Linked DNA regions of Homo sapiens: region 1 is linked to region 2. Evidence: chromatin loops called from intact Hi-C (ENCODE). Cell type or tissue: PC-3. All regions are shown on one strand. Links, peaks and the distances in the headings refer to the core of each region. The heading gives the core; the rest is flanking DNA. Region 1 overlaps PDE7B (phosphodiesterase 7B). Region 2 overlaps PDE7B (phosphodiesterase 7B).

Region 1 (17,197 bases), core at 3,964-11,963, 120 kb before region 2:
GTAAGTCTCATGAGATCTGATGGTTTTATAAGTGCCTGGCGTTTCTCCTGTTTACACTTCTCTTTCCCGCTACCTTGTGAAGAAGGTGTTTGCTTCCCCTTCATCTTCCGCCATGATTGTAAATTTCCTGAGGCCTCCTCAGCCATAAGGAACTGTGAGTCAATTAAAACTTTTTTATTTTACAAATTAAATTACCCAGTCTTGGGTATGTCTTTATTAGCAGTGTGAGAACAGACTAACACAGATCCTCTCTCAAAATCAGTTCTAAGGCCCCCATCCTCTGCGAAGTCTTTTTTGACTTAGACCAAGGCAAGACGTTTCTCTTCTGTGAGGTCTTCATTGAATGTTATCCTGCATGTCTTGTCTCTCAACCAGATAGTACCCCCTGGAGGCAATGATTGTGTCCTGTTCTTAGTCTGCCAAACATTTCCTGGTGTGTGCTCACTTCCTCAGTGACACAGGCCCAAGGGCAGTCAAGTAATGCTTGCTTTATTCACTCAACAAACAGTTTAATAGCATTTTATAAAAATCCTTCTCACAACACATTTATAAAATCATAGTTTTTTTTCTTTTTTTTCTTTCTCTCTCTCTTTTTTTTTTTTTTTTTTTTTTGATAGAGACAGGGTTTCATCATGTTGCCCAGGCTGGTCTTGAACTCTTGGACTCAAGTGATCTTCCTCTTGGGCCGAGGCCCACCTCGGCCTCCCAAACTGCTAGGATTACAGGTTTGAGCCACCACACTCGGCCTTTTAAAAAATTAAATTTTTTAATTAATCATAGATATTTTTAAGTCTCCTCACATACTTTTCCTCATCAGTGCGAACCTTGCTTTCATTCTCACTACTCTGGAAACTTCTCTAGCTTCTAAAATGTAAAAACATCAACTTTAAGGAATAAAGCTCATAAAACCATTTACAGCCAGCCCATCTGGTTTCCATATATTAAATCATTTGCCCATGGGTTATTCATTCATTATTTTATTCAACAAACTTTTGTTAAGCACTGTGGTTTTAGGTGTTGAATTTAAAATAGCAAATGGATATTTTCAAGTTGCTCGAAGTCCAGTCGGAGAAACATACATATAATCAGTGATGAAGATACTAGGTAGGAAGTGCCCTGATAGAGGGCGCTATGATTGTCTAAAGGAGGATAGCCACATCAGACAGAGGTAGTTATTTGAATTGGAAAACTCAGAAAGGGTGGGTTGGAGGATGAGCATTCCCAGTGGAGGGAGCTTTTGTTGGAAGCCTCGTAGGTGGGAAATAGCAGGTGGGTTTGGAGACCTGCAGGTGTTTAGAATGATTGGAGCCTAAGACTGGGCGAATGGGGTGGCTGGCAAGAGGAGGGTGGGAAAGTGCATGAAGAGAAGGCTATAGAGATTGGCAGGGTTCAGATTATGAAGACTTAGGGTTCTAACCCAAGGAACTGGATTTCTGATGATATGGTTTGGCTCTGTGTCCCCACCTGAATCTCACCTTGAATTGTAATAATCCCCACATGTCTTGGGAGTGACCTGGTGGGAGGTAATTGAATCATGGGGGTAGGTTTTTCCCATGCTGTTCTCATAATAGTGAATAAGTTTCATGAGATCTGATGGTTTTATAAAAGGGAGTTCCCCTGCATACATTGCCTCTTGCCTTTGCTCTTCCTTCACCTTCCACCATGATTGTGAGGCCTCCCCGGTCATGTGGAACTGTGAGTGCATTAAACCTCTTTCCTTTATAAACTACCCGGTCTCAGGTATGTCTTTATTAGCGGCATAAGAATGGACTAATCCATCTGAAAAGCCACAAGGGGAATCATTAAATGACTGCAAAAAGGTTAATTACATTAGCATTTTAGAAAGACTCGCGTTGGCAGAATGAATTGTAATACAGTTAACTTTTGGACAACAGGGAGGTTGGGGTGCCACCCACACACAGTAAAAAATTCATGTATAATTTTTGACTCCCCAAAAGCTTAACTACTAATAGTCTACTGTTAAGTGGAAGCCTCACGGATAACCCTCACAGAGGGTCTCTCTCCGTTGCCCAGGTTGGAGTGCAATGGTGTGATCATAGCACACTTCAGCCTCAAACTCCTGGGCTCAAGTGATCCTCCTGCCTCGGCCTCCTGGGTAGCTAAAACTGCAGGTATGCACCACCATGCCTGGCTGATTTTTAAATTTTTTTGTAGAGAGGATCTTGCTATGTTGGTCAGGCTGGTCTTGAACTCCTGGACTCAAGCAATCCTTTAGTCTCAGCCTCCCAAAGCATTAGGATTATAGTTGTGAACCACTGCATCTAGCCCAAAATTATTCTTATGTTTTGATAAGATATTATAGTCCCCTTAGTGAACACATTTTAATTATTTGACTCAAGACTACAGACTCCCTGGTCCTTGAATCCCTTTGAGTTTGGTTTAGGAAATGGCTCTTTCTCATTCTCCCTTCCATAAATTGTGTTAAGTCTTTGATGGCGATCCTTCCTCTACATGTTATTTACGTGATTGGAAAATGAATAGTTACAACTTTGAGATGTCAGAGTTCTTATAAGAAAAATAGGCATTTATACTTACAGTCAACAATAATATAGTGTACACTTAAATATTTGTTGAGAGTAGATCTCATGTAAAGTGAGTCTTAATTTTGAAACTAAACTCTGGTTGAATTGGTCCTTGTTGTTGGTAGTAGAATATCATATTGCACTTTTGCTTCTAGAGAAGACTGCGTGATACACCCTGTCATTGTAGGAGGAAGAAGGCCTCTGCATATAACGTTAGCAGAGGATGTAGTTGCATTTGAAAATCTTCACTGAACCCTCTGGAATAATAAACAATAATTCCAGGAAGGCTTGGAAGCTTCAAAACACAAAGGTTAATTTCAGGGAAAAATTATTTTGTTTTTTAGCAAATTCTTGAATTCTAAGAATTGTCTCTTTCTTACATTAAGGGTTAATAAGAAATCACTGCATAAAGAGGATGCTGTCTAAGTGATCTCCTTTTCTTCATGCTCTCCATTGCTTTTGGGAGCCAACTCTGATCAGATGTAAGACAGCTTGAGTAGAACCTCTTTTTCTAGCTGTTTTCTGAGCCTCTTTTTCTTTCGCAACTGAGTGTGTCTGGGAACTGGGCATAGGACCTTGAACTTGGATTAAAATCTAGATGTTGCTTGATTTGTACCTTAACAAAGGGATTGCCTGGGTTTTCAATGTGTAATTGGAAGTGTTCATTAAAAATTATTTACCTTCACCACCTCCTCCTCCTCCATATGGATCTCCATAGCCTCTTCCACCACAGCCCTCTCTTCCACCATAATCTCCCCTGCCTTGGAAACCTCCTCTACCATCACCGCCTCGCCACTGCCCTTCTCCCCCTCCCCCACCACCTCCCTAACCTCCTCCACCACCCCCAGCCAACTCTTCCACCCCCACCCCCTCCTGTACCACCACCTCCACCACCTAGGTCCCCAACCACCATCGCTTTCTTGTCTCTTTTGTCAAGGGGGCATTTCTGGGGGTGGTGGTTTAATTTCATTCGGCTGGCCTTCCCTGTCAGGCACCCTTCCCATCAGCACCTTATTAATGGCACATGGGGTCTTCTCCCAGCTGGCGCCGCTACTTGTCCTAATGATCTTGGATAGCAGTGTTTGCTTCTTTACAGACACATTAGACATAGTGTTCTAAATGACATACTTGAATATTGTCTTTGAAATAAACACCATGTTAGACTCCATGGTGATATTCTTGAATTGGGTTACTATGTAAGAACATTGTTTTTTTACTATCAGTTGATCTCTCAGATGAAGTGATTTTTTCCAGATTCTGTGTAATCTTGAGCATGTTGTCTTTTTTAAAAACAAAAAAAGAACAAATTATTTTTTTAAATGTAAATATTACCATCGAACTTGGAAAATGGAAAGTATTTTATTGTCATGATTGAATTTAGATTGCTACCTGTATTTTGTTCAGATTTGAGTCATAGAAATGACCCCACCTGTAATGGATAGGAATATAGACCCTTGTCTCACCTGAAAAAAAAGATCACATACCTTTTAGTGCCCACTTCTGGTCTTTGCTGCCACCTTATCTTTTCCGTTATTGAAGAATGACCATTTGGTTAATTGAAGACAGATTTCTTTCCGTTTTTCAAACATACCAGGACTCTGTTTCATTCAGAAAACTGACATGTCTGATGGCCCTCCCTGTAACAGCAAGCTGCCTGGGCTCTCAGTTGACCTCTGGGGATGTAGTATGAAGGGAGATTGAAAAATGCTAGCTACAGATCCTTATTACCACCTGCAGATTGCACACAGAATCTCTAACCATAGCAATGCTGAGCTTGGAGTCCCAGAGGGAGAAGCAGAGCAGGTTGTGTGCCAGTATTTCCTGGTCATCACTGTTCCCTCAAAGAGCCTAGACTCATCGCCCACTCCCAGCCCGTGCTTTCTGGGTATGGTGTCCTTCACCACTCCCTGGGTACCTGAGTGGAAGTTACTTCATTCCCACAACCTCCCCAAGACCACCACAGTCAATCCAGACCAAAGGTCACTTCTTCCAACAGCTAAGAGTTTCCCCTTTCTTTTAAGGCTTGGAAGTACATCTGGCAGGGCTATGTGAATCCCTGAGAGCCTCCTCCCATCTGCAGGGGGGATGGTGGGACTAATTCTGTTGGCAGTCTAGTGGCCAGCTTAATCCACCCTAACTCGCATCCCTGTAACCCTTGTTTACCACCTAAGAAGAATGATTCCTTCACTTATCTTCTCCCACATTCTCATGCTCCATGATATTTGGATCCTACCATTTCCTGTCACAATCCTCCTTCCTGACACTTCTATTATTTTCCCTGGAACTCCCAAACCAGGATATAAACACTCTTACAACCACTGTATGCACTAGACATTCCTTTATCTGAAACTGTCCCCTGACAACATTGCCTTATGGAAGCCTCTCAAATGGAGGCTACTTATTACCAACTGTCCTTCATGTCAGTGTTGGGACATGGGATCAGCGTGTTACTGCCACTTCTAGACCATTAGTCCTCTACCCTCAGTGAGGACTCAAGCTGAGAACACGTCTCCCTTGGGGTTCTTGCCGTGGGTGCTACCACCTCATGTCTGCGGCATCATTTGACATTTCATTCTTTCCACTTCAGTTACTGGAGAAGCTCCAGGCTTCTTCTCACTTCAAGTCCTGCCAATACCCTGTGTGACTTCAGTAACCAAGTGGATAACTCACCTACCACCACGTACTTTTGATTCCTTAACTATAATAAACTTCTCCATACTCCTGAAGCTGTCTGCCCCCAAAGCTCCTGGACCTGTCTTCACATCAAACCACTTCACCTCTAAAATAATACATTCAGACCTTCCACAGCCTTGGACCACACAAGCCTAACCTTCCAGCTCTCTCTGGTTCTTTCTTCTCAGCATGTCTTCTAAGGCTCTTTCATCTCTTGATTCTGCCTTTATCCAACAGCTTCTCATCTTTACTGCCTTTTCTACTCAGCTTAAATTACAACTACAATCAACTCCCTTGCCTTGCTGCTCTACTTTGTTTCCTCTGGGAAAGATCCAAACCTTGGAAGAATCTGACTTCTACCTTCTCATCTTCATCCGGGGGCTGAGAGCTGCTGGAGATGCTGCAGGATGTTTAAGATGGTTGTGGCTATCAACTCCCGACTTCTAGCATTGGTGCTCTACGTGATCATGTGAAGTTTCTTCAGTGAACTCTCTCTGCTATGCTCTTTCTTTCTTGAGTCAACACTCTCTCATATACAGATATGCTATTGATTTCCTCCCTTTTTTTCTCCCACTTTTGGCCCCCTTCACTCCAGCAGATGCCTGTGCATTGTACTGGACCCAGAATGTAGAGGTCACCAGATGAGAATTCTGCAACTTTTGCCACAAAATGCATGAACATAATTGTGTCCCACATGGCGTCATCTCCTTCCCACCTATCACAATGGTGGTGAGTCGACCTCATCTCCAAAGCCTCCTGCTCTCTGAGTCCCATCCTTATCAGGAACTGGTGCACCTATCATTTTCTATACCTTTAACTTTTCCTTATTATCTGCACAATTACCTACATATCTCCCTTGAGCGCTAATTTTTTTTTCAGTTTCTTGATGTTTCTGGGAATATTTTTCATCCTCAGAAACACTTCAACTATTGTCCCTTGGTCAGGAACAGTTCTTCCCAGATTCCTCCCCTTGCCTCACTCTTTATTTATATCTTGACTTAGGCATCCCTTCCTCTGGGAGGGCTTCCTGACTTCTCTCATACCCTGTCATGTGGTTTCCCTTCTATGTGATCCCATCTGCTCCTACTTCTGTTATTTCACTAATTATGATTTGCTATTATGAATTCTCCCTAGTTGCTCACTTTATTGTAAGCACAGAGAAGACATTTATCATTGCATCCCCAACACCTAACACAAACTTGGTGCTTCATGTATATTTGTTGCACAAATAATGAATGAATGAATGAATGAATGAAAGTATCTGGGAAATCAATGATGAAATAGTGAAGAAGCTGAAAAGTAGAACAAGAATCATACTGTCATCTCCAGATGGCTGATGCCACTGGGATTTTAAAAAGTTGTTTTTTTTCCTGAGCCAGATCTGAATTAGTAAGGAAAAGATATGGAAGAGAGAAACAAAGATGTGTTTTGTTCCTCCTTCCATGAAACTTCTCCACACTTCCTCACTCTACCTCCAAATATGTAAAAACAACCACATCTCAAACCTGAAACGCTCTATCTCAATGCTGTCAATCAGGTGAAATCTGCAAGATATGATACACACACACAAAAACACACACACACACATGTAAACACACACAAATGCATGTAACACTGCTGAAGTCTGAATTGTTACCGGATTTTTATCAATGTTGATTTCCTGGTTGTAATATAGTTATTGTAATATAGTTATACAAGACGTTACCATGGGGAAAATTGGGTAAAGTGGATGAAGAGTTCACAGGATCTCTCTATTTCTTTCTTTCTTTCTTTCTTTTTTTTTTTTTTTTGAGATAGGGTCTCACTCTCTTGCCCCAGGCAGGAGTGCAGTGGTGTGAAACAGCTCCCTGCAGCCTCAACCTTTGGGCTCAAGTGATCCTCCCATCTCAGCCTCCCAAGTAGCTGGGACTACAGGTGTGTGCCACTACACCCAGCTAATTAAAAAAAAATTTAATAGAGATGAGGTCTTGCTATGTTGCCCAGGCTGGTCTCAAACTCCTAGCCTCAAGTGATCCTCCTGCCTCGGCCTCCTAAAGTATTGGGATTACAGGCATCAGCAGCTGTGCTCAGCTTCTCTATTTCTTTTATTTTCATTTTGACTACTTACCCCCAAGTTCCAACTCTGTATTATTTCTTACGAGAACATTTAAATCTACAATTATCTCCAAATAAAAAGTTAAAGAGTCTGACAGATGCGTATGGACTGTGTGTGTGTGTGTGTGTGTGTGTGTGTGTGTGTGTGTGTATGTGTGTATGTGTACCGGGGATGGGTAGGAGGTAAAGGTGAGTGAGTGAGGAGTGTCTGTAGGAGGTAAAGCATTGGGTGAGTGAGTGAGGAGTGAGGAGTGTCTAGGTGTCCTCAGCTGAATACTGCCCCCTATAGTTGCTGTCCATCCAGAACCTCAGAATATGACCTTACTTGGCAATAGTCTTTGCAGATGTAATTAGTTAAGATGAAGCCATATGGGATTAGGGTGGGCCCTAGTCCCTGGCTCGTGTCCATGTAAGAAGGGAAAACAGACCCATGGGGACGAAGGCCTGTGATGATGGAGGCAAAGGTTGGAGTTATGCTGCCACCACTCAAGGACCGGCATGGATTTCTGGTGAGCTCTGGGAGCTAGAAGAAGGAAGGAAGGACTCTTCCCTGGTAGCTTCAGAGAGCTCAGAGACCTGCTGATACCTTGATTTCAGACTTCTAGCCTCCAGAACTGTGAGAGAATACATTTTTGTATTTGAAGCCACTCTGGTAATCTGTTAGGGCAGCCCTAGAAAACTCATACTCAGTGAGTAATTTGATTCATCTTGGTTATTCTTCCTTAAATGCTTATTTTCCCTCACAGGATACGGAATCAATATAAGCTTTCTCCTCTTGTCAGTTCTCCTCCATGCCTCCTATCTTCGTTGACAGTCTCATTTGAGTTAGAGTAAGAGTTGAGTAATCTCTTGCTGCAAATGGAACATAGATGGCACCAGCGTTGTTTCTGGCCAATGCCTGCTGTTCACACGTGTCAATACAGTGCAAGGAACATATGACATCAGCTCTAATGCTCACTATAAATTGTAAACTAGGCAGTAATGCCGTTGTTTCTGAAATAAAATTAAGCCTCAGTGAACACTTCTTACAAGTCACCTGATTTATATGGACAAAGTTTGCCAATATCATTGACATCTGGTCAGAGCCTTTACCAATAATATGTACAAAAATGTTTAAGTGTTCCTAGAACACTTAGCTCTGACTATACCAAGAAGAAACAGTGATGTCTAGTTAATTGCTTCTGGTTTGCTTGCTAGCCCAAATGAAGCTTTATTGACATGTCACATACCTTTTAGATATTCAAGTCAGGTTACCCACCTCCCTCCACAATCTTAGGCCTTTCTCAATGACACTTGTACATACCCCAACTCTCAGCAGAATGAGGTCCTGGCACGCAGCCCTTGCACTGTGGCCTGCCCACCCTGTTGAAGTCTCTTCTCATCTTATCCTCCTCAGAGGCTGGCACTGGTACCTGGGGACTTCACAGTCTGTGCAGTGATCAGACAATCACTGTGGGGATAGGGCCTGTGCTTGGCTGCCTGACATTTCTGCAGGTTGGTGGTGGGGCTGAACATTCACTAAATCATACTTGAGAACTGGAAACCTACTACTAAAAAAACACGGAGGCTGGGCATGGTGGCTCGGGTCTGTAATCCCAGCACTTTAGGAGACTGAGGAGGGTGGATCACTTGAGGTCAAGAGTTTGAGACCAGCCTGGCTAACATGGTAAAACCTCGTCTCTACTAAAAATACAAAAATTAGCTGGGCATGGTGGCATGTGCCTGTAATCCTAATCCCAGCTACTCAGGAGGCTGAGGCATGGGAATCACTTGAACCCGGGAGGAGGAGGTTGCAGTGAGCCGAGATTGCACCACTGCACTCCAGCCTGGGCAACAGAACGAGACTCGGTCTCAAACAACAAAAAAGCCCACACTGATAAGAGAAAAAAAATCTCAAGCTTCCCGTTAGAGTTTAAGATAAAGCTCCAGATGCCAAAAGGTATTTTTTGATAAGCTATTTCTAAAATAACACATTTTTAATAACTAAAGTCAGTAGAGGCATCTCAGAAATATTTCAGAACGTTACATAACTCAAGTATTGAAAGATCAGAACTTTTTGTTGTCTCCATCTCAGTAAGGTTAATACTTGAAAACTGATAATTACAGAGTATAATTCTCACTTATGCTGTTCTATAACACTATAGGTCTTTTGTTTTCATGTAGAAGTTTTTTTTTTTCAAATGTGGACTGAGACAGATGTTTCTGAGAAAATGAATTCATTGAAATGTAAAGTCTGACTCTCCTGTTAAAAAAAAAAAAAGGCTCAAAGTAAATTATAGCAGTGGGAAGAAGGAAGAAATAAATAATCCCCAAAACTGATCATACATTTTGGTCCATTAGGCTTACTTTGCTGACAACTTAAAAAATGCACATATAATTGCTTACTGGGAAGAAGAGTAGGAGTAGGTTATGTGTAATCTGAAGTGCTTTTAACAAGGATAAAATAAGAGACTCATCTGCCATTCCCTGTTCTTTTTTAAAGATGAGCACTGGGATTTGTCTCTGTCTCCTCTTGGATTGTGCATTACAATAGATTCATATTTGTCCCGCAAAGGAAGCAATTTAGTGGTGTTTCTGTAGGTTTCTTTTCCAGTTGGATAGAGAAAAATCTAGAGATCTTTGGATATCAAGTCCTTCAGAGAAATTATTTCTACTGTCACCACTCAGAAGAGTATGCTCATAAACTGAGAGGAGAAAAAACTATTGTTTTCCCAAACTATGTTCTTCAAAACGCTAAAGGTCTACCAGATAGCAACTGTGGACCTGAAAAAACAGCATCTGCATTCAAATTATTGGGACATTCATTGTTACAATTGGAGTTTACTTGTTTGGATTTAAATGTTAACATAATCTGATATGATTTCCAATTTGTCAGTCAAAAATGTGTTCTTTCATTTAAGACGTATTTATTCAGTATGTCCTGTGCTACGCTATGGAGAATAGTTTTTTTGTTTGATTTTTGAGACGGAGTTTTGCTCTGTCACCCAGACTAGAATGCAGTGGTGTGGTCTCAGCTCACTGGAACCTCTGCCTCCTGGGTTCAAGCCATTCTCCTGCCTTAGCCTCCCAAGTAGCTGGGATTACAGGTGCCTACCACCACGCCTGGCTAATTTTTGTATTTTTAGTGGAGTTGGGGTTTCACCATCTTGGTCAGGCTGGTCTTGAACTCCTGACCTCATGATCCACCTGCCTCGGCCTCCCGAAGTACTTGGATTACAGGCATGAGCCACTGTGCCCAGCCAAGAGTAGTTTTTAAAAGGGTAGTTATCCCTGTTATCAAAGAGCTTACAAGTCAAGTCAAGAGGGGGATGAAGGGAGAAGATAATGGTTTTTGCTAATACTTAGTGCTTTCTCTGTGGCAGGCATCATTCAAAGGGCTTTCCATGCCTCAACTCTTAATCTTCAAAACCCTTATGAAATAGGTCATATTTTTATCACCATTTTACAGATGAAGAAACTGAGGCACAGAAAGTTTGAAAACTCTCCCAAGGTCAGATACCTACTAAGTGGTAAAGTCAAGCCACAAACTTGGGCAAGTTAACCACCATGCCAAATTATACCTCAAATTGGGCAGAACACATACACATACATCATTAATGACAATACAAAACAGCTAACAATCACTAATGATAAAATGATAGATCATCCTGGGTTGCAATAGTTAAGGAAGATTTTTGTGATAAGAAATCAAAACTAGATCCAGACAATGTCATCTGTATCACCTTGTTGAAGATGTCCATTAGCACTTGAGAGTTCTGGGAAGCAGACAGGAGCAACACCTACGCATTTAATCCGTTGTTTCTCAAAATTCTTTGACTATGAAGCCTTTTTTTTTTTTTCCAGGAAACGCTTAACAAACATCTTTGAGCAAAACTTATGTATTAATCCATTGTTTCTCAAAATTCGTTGACTATGAAGCCATTTTTTCCCCCAGAGAACACTTAACAAATATCTTTGAGCAAAACCTATGTCTTTAATTCATCGTTTCTCATAATTCTTTGGCTACGAATCCATTTTTTTTTTTCAGGGAACACTTAACAGACATCTTTGGGCACATACATTTTTATGCAATTTGGAAAATGTTAGTTTAGAATTGAGTTTTAAATTTAAAATTAAATTAAATTAAATTTTTGAGGCAAAGTCTTGTCACCCAGGCTGGAGTGCAGTGGCACAATCATAGATTACTGCAGCCTTGTACTCCTGGTCTGAAGCGATTCTCCCACCTCAGCCTCCCAAGTAGCTGGGACCGCCGCTGTGCTCCAGCATGCCTGGCTAATTTTCTAAAATGTTTAGTAGAGATGGGGTCTTCCTATGTTGCCCAGGGCCACCTACTTGCAGAGACTGCCTGGGAGTCTTCAGCCTCTATTGTCAGTGGCCAGAAAGGATCTGATGAAGAGGTGGCAAGGGAAAGGGCTACCAGGAACTCTGATGGATAGGAATTGTAGGATTTGAATGGACTTCATGAAAACTTGACAGGTTATCAAGTTTTGCTTATTTAACTAATGCTTCTGTCTAGCCAGGGTTGTATTCTTGTCAACTCCAGGAAAGTCTTAGATTAACCAGATGGACTAGTTCTCTCTCGCTGAGCTGAGGAATATTTACTTTAAAACCACAAGAAATAGTCCCTTATTTGTCCTTGGTCTTACCAGTGTATCCTTAGCACCTCTGGGTCACTGTCTTTTTTCTTGAATCACATTTTAAAATAGTTTTTTTGTCCATAATACAAGGATTATTTTTATGACCGACCTGGCCACCTGTAGATAGAGTCACTGTCAGTCTCTCTTAATGCAACTTGTTTTCATTTGCACAAAAATTGGCACAATCTATAGAAAGTGAAAGATGCATCCTAACTTCCACTTTGTAGATATTTTTTCCTTAAGTGATGTAGGAATTTACATGTTTTGAGTACTCCCTTTTTGCTAGAAATTATGCTATATATTTTATGTATGTTATTTACTTTCATCCTCATGACCACCCAGGAGGTTGATGTTACTATCATTTTATGCATGAGGAGATGGAGGCTCAGAGAGATTAAATAAATCGCCTAGGGTTAGGTAGTTAATGATAATGAGGGATTTAAATTCTGGTCTGACTCCAAAGCCCACATTTTTTTTTTTAATTACTTTTTACAGCAAGAGACAGGGGTCTTGCTGTGTTGCTCATGCTGGTCTTGAACTCTTGGCCTCAAGTGATCCTCCCACCTTGGCCTACCAAAGTGCTAAGATACAGGGGTAAGCCACTGTACCCAGTCCAAAGCCAACACTTTATGTATTATTTTTAAATTTTTTTTTGTAGAGATGGGGTCTAGGTTGCCCAGGCAGGTCTCAAATTCCTGGACTCAAGCAATCCTCTTGCGTCAGCCTCCCAAAGTGCTACAATTACAGATGTGAGCCACTGTGCCCTGACAATGCTTTTAAAACCCTACTGCACTGCTTCCTTAAAAGGAAAGAAAATACTAAAGATTATATCAGCACATTTAATATGAGAATTTGAATTTCAGGCAATGGAATCAATGATGCATCATTGCTTAGATGACTAAGACAAGCCAATCTTACATTTTCAAACCATTATCAGCTACAACTTAAACTTTTTTTTCTAATAATCTCTCTGGCTTAATTAGAAGTTTGACTTCCTAATGTGAAACCAACTCTTTACTGTGTTTTCTCCACTGTAAACTCTCCCCATTCTTATTCATGCAAGAACGGCTATTTGGCAAGTTGTTTGTAATTTAAGGGAGAACCTGTATCTATTGAGCATCTACCATGTACCAGCGAGCAGGCTTGATGCCTTTTTGTATGCCAACTCTTTTAATTGCCACAACAATACTATAAAAAATATTGTCTTGAAATAATTTTTTTTTTTTTTGAGACGGAGTCTTGCTCTGTTGCCCAGGCTAGAGTACAGTGGCGCAAACTTGGCTCACTGCAACCTCTGCCTCCCAGATTCAAGTGATTCTCCTGCCTCAGCCTCCCAAGTAGCTGGGATTACAGGAGCCCACCACCACGCCTGGCTAATTTTGTATTTTTAGTAGAGATGGGGTTTCGCCATTTTGGCCAGGCTGGTCTCGAACTCCTGACGCCATGATCCACCCCCCCACCTTGGCCTCCCAAAGTGCTGGGATTACAGGCATAAGACACCACACCCAGCTGTCTTGAAATAATTTTATAGCAGTTTTAGTAACTTCTGTCTAGTCAGAGGATAAGTTAGTGACAGAACTAGGATTGGGATCCATTTCTGTGTTGGAAGTGTATCTGCTTTCTATTGTGTTGTATGCCAGGAGGGAGCTTTAGCTGCATTTGAGCAATCATAGCTGTTCACAAATTCTCTAAGAAGTGTTCACAGGTAACACCAGTCTCTGGCACAAGTCTGAATGCTCCTGGAGGGACTGGGTCTTTTTAAATCCCAATATCTAGCACAATGTCTGGCACATAGTAGCTCCTCAATAAGTATTTCTTTAATTGAAATCTAAGTGCTCATGTAGGCTTGGCCTATTTGACAGTGTTTCAGCTAGGTTCCCGTGTACATTTGAAAGCCATGCCTGACCTTTACATGAAATACTAGTGGGGCATCTCTTTTGATATTAGCTTTGTGATATAGAACATCCACAAATGAAAAAGTAGCTTTGCATTCAAACATGGGAGTCATTAAGGAATCAGAGAGATTCTGAACACAGATCTTAATAAAATGAATATGGGAGAATACATAAAGATACAAGAAAACATTGGAAACATTGGCAGTGTTCTTCTTCTTCTCTATTTCCAGATGGATTTAGAATACCAGATTTAGAATAGAACAGTTCTGCCTGAACTGTTCTATTGTTCTTCATGGCCAGTAATCCTGAAATGTGAGACCATATTTTTCACAAATAATTCTTGCCCTGAGTTGGCTATGTTTTTACAACTTAAAACATTGTACCTCATTCTCATTCATATGAGTTTGACAAATATGAGTCAGAAAAATATCAGGACTCTGGGGAAATGTAAAGCTGAATGGTGGCCCTGTTTCCCTAACTTGGCACTAACGAGCAGGTGATACCTTCATGGACATGGGCGTTTCTGTAGCCCCCAAAGTGGAATGAGTCACGTGGGCCATGTTTGCATCTGTGTTCTTTCCTCGAATGTTTCCTCTCCTGAGCAGTGGGATCCTTTTATTGAATCCAATTCATTGACTGGTAACATGTTACCTGGTGAGAATTAGGATATTTTCATCTTGTGATATTTTAAAGAAATTATCTTTATTTTTATTTGTTCATCTAGACATGCCAATGGCTACTTAGGCCACATTTTGAGCAAAACTCACAAGGTAGTTCTTTTTTTTTTTTTTTTTTTTTTCAAACCTCACATGTGTATACAAAATGACACAGTTTAAAGGATTTGTTTAAAAGAACAAAGCATGAGAAATACAGTGAGATACAAGCTCATAACCAAACCTAAATAAGTAAGCAGATCTGATTCAACACGAGAAAAGATTACAAAACAAGACCTAGTTTTGTAGGAAGCACTATCTGAAGACAAAGTTGCAGGACACGCTGCAAGTCCCTTTGCGGGGAGCCATAAGCAGGGAGAAATAACCTGGTTTCTACTTAGCCTAGCAGGGAGTTATGGGTAGGTCAGGGTTTCCTAAATAAGGTCCTGACAATTCATCACTGTTATTAAAAGGAAGAGCAGATTTTTCCTATCAGGCCTGGCAGTGATATGTATTCTCTCTCTGTCTTAATTTAATCTTAACTTTACCGTCAGCTTACTACACACAGTCCTTTGATTCCTTTCTTCTCAAGCAATGAAAGAATTAAACCTGGCAAGTCAACTATTGATGGTCCATGGACAAGGAGAACAAGATTGTAAAGAAAAAATCTGTGGATGATCCAATAGCTGTGGGATTTTTTGTTTGTTTGTTTGAGACGGATTCTAGCTCTGTTGCCAGGCTGGAGTGCAGTGGTGCGATCTCAGTTCACTACAACTTCCACCTCCCAGGTTCAAGCGATTCTCCTGCCTCAGCTTCCTGAGTAGCTGGGATTGCAGGCACGCACTGCCATGCCCAGCTAATTTTTGTATTTTTAGTAGAGACGGGGTTTCACCATGTTGGCCAGAATGGTCTCGATCTCTTGAACTTGTGATCTGCCCAACTTGGCCTCCCAAAGTGCTAGGATTACAGGCGTGAGCCACCGCACCCCGCCAGTGTTTTAACTAGTAATTGGACTCCTATTGAAATATTGCAAGACAGCCACTAATAGCCAAGAAAAAAAGAGACATTTTCACATTCTTTTTCTTTTTACCAACAAATGAGGAACTCAAGAACTCCCCAGTTGAATGAGGGAGGCAGCTGCATCAAGTTTATGCCTCATTTTACTTCAGATTTTTATTGTACTAGTGGCTACATCATGGGCTTACCCATTGGATATTTGGTAGTTTTTTCTCTGTGAGCTCTTCTTCAAGACCTAATTGTAATGTAAACTATCAACTCAGAACTACTAAGAATACCTCCAATCTCATTTATTTAAATTATTATATAATTATAATTTAAACAAAGCCATTTTTTAGTCCCAAGAAACCCCATTAGCTAAAATAGTGTCTTCTTTCCTACCTCTACTTTTCTTGTCCCCAGCAATTGCCTTCCTTGATTTGACCTCATATACATTAAAAATAGACTGTTCAAAAGCCCTATGTGTACCATCAAACCAAAGTAAGACAGGTTTGGAAGTAGGAATACATCTGACATATTCTCTTTTGGAGCCTCACCAAGCTGAGAACTGCAGAATACTAAAGTGATAAAGGAAAATATATCAGTTCACAGTTTTACAGAAAAAAAAATACAAAGCTAGTGTTAACTTTCCACAACCTCCCTTCTTACCCACATCAATAATTTCAACTTACCATCCACCTATTTCATAAGATCTTCACACTTTCTTTAGCACCATCTGATAATCTCTCCTACTTCAATGAAAATACAACCAACTTTCCAAAATTTCCCCTGAACCTTAATTCTGCAAGCCTCAGTCTCCCTATAGGAACTTATTATAGGCCAATCAGTATTTCCTTTGCATGTTAGGAGAAAAATCTCTAAAACAGTTGCACTTAGGAAATAAGTGCTAGCTGTCATTCTATCAGCATGAGGATCAGGTTGATAGTGGCAGAAACAGTCATTCTCCCACTACCACATTGTTTAAAGTAAAAAGAAAGGGGCATCAACAATTTTCATCTAACATTAGTTACGCTGAAACTTCTAAAGAAAAGGTTCAATGCACAGCGTTTAGCAGCCTAGAGAAGAATGCTGTAACAAACTGATTTTACGGCCAGGTGTCTGAGAAAAAATGGCAACGAAATTCCAAGGTGACACTCCAAGCTAGAGACATAATTAACTACAATGACCTGCCAGGAAGGTAAAGTCTGTTATAAAACTGAAATATTTTCTTTACTTAAATAATATGAACTTCAGCTAAACAGTTGGGTAGTTGTTCACATGAGATTAAGGAAAAAGAAAAATCCAGTTACTATCGACACTAAAGAAATGCACACCAACCAAACACCAAAAGTACTTTGGTACTATAGCCATAATAGACAAATGTGTGGCATGGGAGCAGGGAATTCCCTGATGGTTAGATGACAGGGTCATAGAAGGTTTCTGAGACCTGCTATGTCTCCTGTGAGGCTGACGCACCGCCATGATCTGTAACAAGAGTCACATAAACACAAGCTTAGCAGCTGGCTTGTTAAAACATCGCTGTGTTGAAAAGTGACTGATTCAGGCTTGTTGAAGGGTCTCATTAATCTGAGGAAACGATGCTTGGTGCCATAGATTAAACACTATGGTCTCAAGCGGAATGCATGTGAAGTTTCCAAAATGTTTCCTCAAAGACTTTATTCAGTTTTGGTTTGTGACCTTAGCTG
Region 2 (8,000 bases), core at 1-8,000:
CTTGGTTTTATGCAAAAATAATATTCAAAAGATGGCCCCAAAGAAAATACGCTGAGTACCAGGGTCATCAAATGAACAATTGCATCTTTCTCTGAGATGGGAGCTGGAGAAATGGACCAAATTGCAGGAGGTAGAAGCACTTGTTTGTAGTCTTCTCTTTTCTCCATTTTTAATAGCATGGAACCATTTATTTATTGACTGCTTGAAATAAATTCAAATAGAAGAACTTTGTAAATGCTGTAGTCTCTGGAATGACCTACCTGGTGCCAATCTTTTTTGTTATTTATGAGAGGGCCTCACAGAGCTTGAAAGTCTCCTCTTTTTATCCAGAGGTTAGTGTTGTTATGAGCTAAAGCCCTTTTGTCTAGAAGAGGCTCTGAACAATAATTCACAAGCTCACAGTTCTCCTAGGACTGAGGTGGGACCTTATCATGTCTCACATTTAAGTGGGCTTCAAATGTAATAGAAAATGAGGTACTGAAGTTCTCTGAAGAGTTTTTCTTGTGTTTTGCGGTTTCTAGGTGAGAAAGAATATCTGATAGTTCCCCGTGTTTCTTTTTTTTTTTGGCGGGGGAAAGGCATACAGGCTGGGGATGGGAACCTGAGGAAGAGGATCCACTTCTGGAGTATTTATTGCTCCTTCAATTTACTTGGCTTCCCCCTCCACCCCCTGCCAAATTTTATTACCTCACATTTTAAAATGACAGCTTTATTGAGATATAATTTACATACCACACAATTCACTCATTTAAAGTGTACGATTCAATGGCTTTTACTATATTCCCAGAATACGTGCAACCATCACCACAGTCAATTTTAGAGCATTTTCATCACTATAAAAAGGAACCCTGTACCTTTCAGTTGTCACTTTCCTATCCCCCCAGCCTACTGTCCTTAGTCCTAAGCCCTAAGCAACTGCTATTCTACCTTCTATCTCCACAGATTTCCCGTTTCTGGACATATCCATAAATGCAAACAATACAATATATGGTCTTTTGTCCACTTGACTTCTAATCCTATTCTGCCTTATGATATTGGTGGTAATGCTGTCTTCAAAAGTTTGAAGACTTTTAATGTGTCCCTGCTTTTTCTCCTTCTAGGCCTGTGTTCTCCTGGATTCAGGGGCATCCAGCTTAGTGCATCACTTACAGCACACCTTCAATGAGTGTTTGTAAATTTATGAACTAATTGTTGATGTTCTGCAGAAGTTGTCTATAATATTTCCGTAAGGGATATCCCACAGCTCCACTCCCCCCTTGTGGGGCTGCCTCTTCTCTTTCTCTGCCCGCCCCCGGTATAGTAATATTATAACCTGCTACAACTCAGATCTTTATTTCCTGTGCTGAGTTCTGATGACATCAATCTCCATCTGCTCCTAGCTCCATCCTGTGCAATGTTTCAGGAATGCTCCTTAGCCGCAGTCTACTTACTAGGTTTAAAGATGTCCCTGGTAAAAGAAACACTCAGAGTGACATTGAACTTTAGTCTTGTAGCACTGGTATACTGCCGATGGGATGGATGGTCCCACAGATTTGCCACTGATTGTCCACTCTTCCTTACGTGATTTAGAGAAAAAGGCTTTCTCCCACTGGTATTGACTTGTTGAAACCATGGATAATATATATTTTTTTGCTTATTTATTTTATTTATTTAAATTTCCAAGATAGATAGTTCTAAGAGCAAGAATGTTCCCAATTTCAACTAGAACATAACTCTGCTTGCCACATGGCTACGTTGCATTACAACCCCTAAACCAGAATGCGAGAACAACACTGCCCTCAAAGTAGGACTATGTATATACATATATTTCTCAAACTAGGAATATGTAGATATGAGGTGTATTCTTTTTCACCTTCCTTCTAGAGAAGCCGATGCTGTTTAATTAGAAAGCTTTGCATGCCTTAGCATACTGAAAAGTAGGAGGATGAAGTTACTGCTTTCTAATTGCTTATCTAGGTTAATGATTTTAGGTCTCAAAAACCTGTTTATAGAAAGCCAAAGTGAAAGTTAACTAGGCCACATTTTTATGGTATTAACTTAATTTCCAAGTCAGAATAAATTTTGGGGGAAAATGTCTCTTGCTCTTCTTACTTTGTGATAATAAAATTTAGGGAACAACTTTTTTTTTCTTTCTTTGCTTGGAAGTAAAAAAGTTTCTTAGGGATATATATTTTTAATTTTTTATTCTTATATTTTTCTTATGTCTGTCATTGTGCAGGTATTTTGAGGTACTATTTTTTATTAGCCAAAACTTCTGGTTCCCAGATAGAGAGCTTTAGAAAATGGACTGGTCCATATCAGATGGTGAATTAGTCACCCTCTGAAATTCACTTGGATGTGTTCATGTTTGCTCCATTAATCGACGTAAGATGCCCAGCCGTGCCACAATCAACAATTAAACCATAAAATTATTTGTTATAACAATGTAAAGTGAAAGAGAAAGATGTTTCTCTCCTCAGTATACTGTCTTTCTCATTCTAACCAACCTATGAAGGAAGAATGGGTAGATAAAGAATAGTATACAAGTAACGGCAGATAGAACTTTGACACATAAAAACAACAAGGGCCCTTTTCTAGTTGGCTTGTGAAGGCGCTCTCTCCCCCAGAATCTGGCGCACGATGCCCACAGTTTGTGTGGTGATTGGCACGTTCTGGTGCCAATGGGAATAACAGCTGGCTTCTCAATATTCTTCCGAAGCAGCTGCTCCGTCTATCTTGGCACCGTACACACACTGCTTTACTTACTGACATTCTCAAGCTGTTGCTGAATGTCTCTAATAACAGTATTTTCCATTTTATGTTTTTTCTTCTGAGTAAAATGTCTGCATCATTAATCCTTAGCCAAAGGAGATGTAACTAAAATTCACCCTCAGAGAAAATGCACGCTCATAGTCAGATTGGTGTCGAGGTTTTTGAAAATTATTTTGGATGTGTTGATGGGGGAAAGAGAAACTGGATTCCCACATATACCACTATTGGGATGTTTGTCTTTTTGAAAAGTTTTAGTATGGGGCCAAAGTGGCTTAAGAGTAGGAGAGTGAAGGAAAAACAGCAGATAGAATAAGGGAATATTTAAAAACCATTAACAAGGGGGTTCCCTCATTCAGCTTGGAGCCCCCCTCCCTCTGTCTCTGTACAGGGGGAGCCTCTTCCTTCTTTCTTGCCTATTTTCCACTCCTTAAATCCCCCCCACCCCAAAAAATAAAATAAATAAAAGCCATTAAGAAAAGCATTAGATACTGAATGGACAAGTAGCTTCACAATGGAACTGGAAAGGGATACTGATATAAGAGTAGATGCAAAAGAAAAGTTATCAACTGCTCAGGATGACACTGAGTACTAGAATATTCGCCAAGCACAGGAGTTATAACTCCAGTTACCCAGACACGCAATCCAACTACAGAAAACAGAATAATGGAAAGAATTCTCCTTTGACAAAGAGGCATTTTGGTGGGAACTATTAGAAAGTACTGCAGAATAACTATCTGTTGGACAAAGGTTAAAAATACCTATGCAAGAAAGAAGCACAGCCTGGAGAAATTGTAAAACTTGGCCAATAAAGCAAAACCGTAAGAGTATGATGGGCAAACATTCTAAGGATGAGTAATCCAAAGAAAGAACCCACAAAGCTCAGTGCTTAATAATGACCCTAAGATGTAATGAATTGTAAAATACTGCTTGAGCCTGAAGTGTTTGTTGTTGGCCTGTGCTCCTCAGTCACACTCTCATCTCCCTGTGGCCTAGTCAGTTACGGTACCACGGAGCCAGGGATTAATGTGGGGGCAATAACTTCCCGGTATTGGAAGTGGAGCTGTCCTGGACAATGGGTGAGAGCTTCGTAAATTCCTTGCACTTTTCAGTATTGACTTTTCTTTCCACTACTTTGCCTCCACTCTTTGCCTTCAGTGCTGCATCCCCAGATAGCCAGCAACCTACTGATGAAAGTCAAGATTTCCATATCTGCCTGTGGATGTTAACTGATTCCATCAACCAAAAGTCAGCCAGGCACAGAGCTGTTTCTCTGAACACTCAGCCCCCTCCGGCACATTAGAATAGCAAGACAAACTGGGCTACCAGGCTTAAAAGTTTTGCCTTTGCTTTTCACAAATCCCCACACATTTCAAAACAGATTAATACCAGGACAGCACTTTGGCATAAAGATGCAAAGTCAAGACACAAAATAGAATATCCTGACTCATTTTCTATGTGAAGTTTCTAGCAAAAACATATATATATATTTTCCCCTGCCTTGAGCATTGAGTGATTCGGCAGGAAACATTGGTAGACCCATTTTTCTTTTCCTGTCTCAGAACTGGGAAGTGAAGTCAGACTGTGCAATAAAATGCTGATGACAAAAAGATCCTGTAACTCTGGTGAGCCAGTTACCACTTTAAGACCCTCTTAAATGTATCTAATACAATAGCACATTTTGGAAAAGTTCGGTGAGGCTCGACTAGGATGGGAAAAACCCTGGAACGTTCATCCCAGAGTGTGCCTGCTCCATTCCACCCAGCTCTCCTGCAAGTGGCAGATGCCCCAGGGGCCAGCCATCGGCTAGGAGTCGAGACCTAGAGGGAAAGAGGGGTGAAGGGGATAGGTGGAGGAGATGGGTGTTTTGAAGAAAAAAAAGAGGTCATGGAGAATTTCTGGAGTGATTTTTTTTCACCACCTTGAAATTGAAATGAAATGAACCCCCTGCAAATTATTTGGAACCAATTCCATTCTGAGACTTGATTTACTAAAGCACAATAAAAAGGTATCCTTAAAGGGAGAACATAAAGATAAGTACCTTTTAGATGCCTTGATCTAAGATAAGATTCCCTTATCCAGTTCAAATACAGTAGGATTCCAACAATTATGAGATGGCATCTGGCAATTTGCCTTTTACACCTAATACTTATAATAAGAACACTATACTTACAAAATGTTTCACAACTACCTGTATTAGCTAAGCCATAATTGACCCTTCTGACGGAGACTGCTAGTGTTTATCTTGAATCACAGAAACACAAAGTTTTTCCCAACTATGTGGCATATTAATCATTGAGGTAATAGTGTTGATCTATTTTTACTGCTACTGGGCTGTGTAAAATTTCCCTTCCCTACTCTTTTCTTTCCTTCCTTTCATCCCCTTCCCTTTCTAGAGATTCTATTCCTAGAGTCCAAGCTGAATATATATTTCTGGCACAGTTCTGCAGATATTTCAGATGAAAGCAGATTTCAGTTTGCATTAACTAGTAATTTTCCAAGGTATCAATTGATTAGAGATGGCATAAATTTGGCCATCCTGTGTCAGGGAAAGCTACTCGGTTGCATGGAGGTTTATCTAACTTTAGCGAATTGGGATATTTGGGTTTGGAACCCTATCTCAGAGGGTTGTGGGGCTTCTTGATTTCATATGGATAAATAATTTGGAGAGTTAGGGATTGAAATGATCGAAATGATTTCCTATAGACCTTACACAATGTCCCAGTTGGTAGTTAGTTGAAAGAGGAATATTTAATTTTGAAGTCAAAATTGTTACATAGAAAAGTCCTTTGCATGTAGAACTTTAATTGAAGGATGACTCACTCTTACATCAAGTCTTTATAAGCAAATTTCAGTGAGTACAGGCAAACAATTTAAATTTACAACAATGCTAATTTCAGAAATCATTTGTTGCTGATATTAGGGAGCTATGTCTCTTGTATCTGATGAGCTTATGGCTTTCTGAAAAAAAAGAAAAATATCAATGTGGGAGGAGAGAGAGAGAGGGGAAGAAGGAGCAGAGAGAGGAGGCCCCAAAGAAAATGGTTAGTGAAGGAGAGCCAATCATAATTCAGCTGTTCCAAGCCAACCAAAGCATCTGGTTTCTTTAATTTAGTACACTTCATACTAAAAGGCCAGTTTGTTTACACTGTATATTTTAAGTTATTCAAAATATCTTTTCCAAACCATTGGGTTTGCAACTTCAGGGGAGGCTTTCAAATGTGGCTGGGAAGTATCCCCAGGTCAGTATCACATGGCATGAATAATATGGAAAAGAGAAAAGCTACAGACATTTTAAGGGTAGTTAGCATGCCATTTCAGACACTTCTGTTACGTCTTTCTGAGAGAATTGAAAATGCCCCAATTCACCCTCTAAAATGAGTAGAAAAGCCATTTTTTTTCTATACAGGTGGGCATAGATGCAAGTAGTCATGCGCACATGCTCAGGTACTTGAGGAGGTCTCCAAAGGCAGCCCCATACTATGTTCCAGGAATACCACCTATATTTTAACTGAAACAGTGAACTGAGAATGCACAAAGGTATCAAATCCAAGAAGAACTTATTTGGAACCCTTCTGGAAGGAATATCAGGGTTCCACCCTCAGTCTTCCGACTGTTCTCTCACAGACCCTCTCTCAGTGAGTTCATCACTGATAGGCCTCAGTTATCAATTCTAAGTGACAGCTAAGCAGGGGCCTTCTAACACTGTCCTCCAAGCCACCTTTCTCACCCAGACTCCAGTCCTGGATTTCCAAATATTTCAAAATACTTTTACCTGGCTGTCCCACTGTCACCTGGATGTCTAAAACAGAATTCAACCTTTTAAACCAATTCCTCTTCAATCTTTATATTTATGTAATTGATGCCATCCTTTTCCTGGTCAAAAGAGGTGGACATCTGGGAGTTAATTTCAACTATTTTTTTCTCGTCTCACATCGCCCTCTGTTGTAGAAAACAAGTCTTTTACTGTTTGTTTTCCAACATTCTTTAAATTTGAAATTTGTATCTTCTTTCCACTCCCATTGCTCTCACTTCATTTGATACTTGAATTACCCAATAACTTCCGGTATGATTTTCCTGTATGTGAGATTGAAAAGCATATACCTAAAGGCAAATATCAGAAACACTCCTGAATGTTGTAAGTAAACAGAAGGGACTTTGCTCTACCTAGAAGAGACCCATACAAGAAAACTCATTCATAGCCGAGGCATTTGGCAAGCTATTACACTCACAATGCAACTGCAAGGCAGGTTCTTACCCATTTATCTTTTTTGTGGTCCAGGCTAACTGCATGACTGGCCCTCAGCTGAACATCACAGCCTTTCCCATGTCTGTTAATATTTGGCAAATCTCGCTGTCCTCTCCAGATGATTAGGTGATCAGATTATTAATCTTACTCTTAAGGTCAGATAAAATAACAGAAGTTTAGAGAGAGACAGGTTTGCTCCCATTTCTCCAGTCTCTCCAACAGGGACTGTTTGACCTCCTCAAGTGCCGTAACTGCAGCAACGTATGGAGCAACAGCGACAGCAATGCCCAATGGGAGAGGCAACTGAAAAACAGGAGGCAACAGCTCCATGGTGAGAGGTTGGTCATGAGCACCTAAGGCCTGTGTGTGACACCTCTGTGGCCTGTGTAATTCCCATTGACATCAATTCCACATTACGGATGCGTCAGGACCACAGGAAACAACCTTACATTGCTTCACAAAGTTACTCTCGCTCAAAGCCGTAAATAAATGCTTCTCAGAGTGTGGGCCTCCCACCAGTAGTACTAGAAATTGCACTAATAGAAAGGCAAATTCATGGGCCCTACCCTGACTGACTCAGTGAGTCATGAACTTTGGGGACAGGGCTCAGGAAGCTGTAGTTTGACCACCTCTCCAAGTTATTCCTATTTACGCTCTAGTTTGAGGACCACTGCTGAAATGTATGATCATAACCAGGTGTAAGCAAACAAACAAATAAAAACATAAATGTACAAAGAATATGGACTAATGAAGAAGTTTGAATGTGGGTTCTATCTCTTCTTGTATTTGCAGTGCTCAGCACAGAATAAATCCCAGTAAACACTGTTGACTAAATAACTGAAAGGGTCTCATTTAGGTTGATGCCAAAATTCAAATTATTTTACCTAGTGAATGATATCTTAGATTTCTTTGCCTATCTGTTTGTTTTGAAAGAGTCAGCAAAGTCTAGAAAACAGAACACTAATGCGAGAGGCAAGGCTTTCTAGAATAATGAGAATCAGTT

What was found. A loop is a pair of places that touch in the nucleus more often than their neighbours do. Peaks named below come from ENCODE experiments on the same cell type or tissue, not always from the same donor. Only the 100,000 strongest peaks of a DNase experiment are listed, where the experiment ranks them.
Region 1: a loop joins it to region 2, with 5 times the contacts of the local background. A loop is called at or near these places in 1 of 110 quality-filtered maps.

Annotation. Positions count from the first base shown.
Region 1 is chr6:136,192,900-136,210,096 of GRCh38, reverse strand. PDE7B (phosphodiesterase 7B) reads right to left here. Exons shown (of 13, transcript NM_018945.4): 13 at 14,523-17,197. Among named protein-coding and RNA genes, the nearest start is that of MTFR2, 49 kb to the left of the region's middle. In PC-3, for the core only: a CTCF peak has its summit at 8,177; no DNase peak of the experiment used is centred there.
Region 2 is chr6:136,081,562-136,089,561 of GRCh38, reverse strand. All of the region lies in intron 2 of PDE7B (phosphodiesterase 7B), which reads right to left. Among named protein-coding and RNA genes, the nearest start is that of PDE7B-AS1, 13 kb to the right of the region's middle. In PC-3, for the core only: a CTCF peak has its summit at 6,718; no DNase peak of the experiment used is centred there; H3K27ac peaks cover 2,885 bases.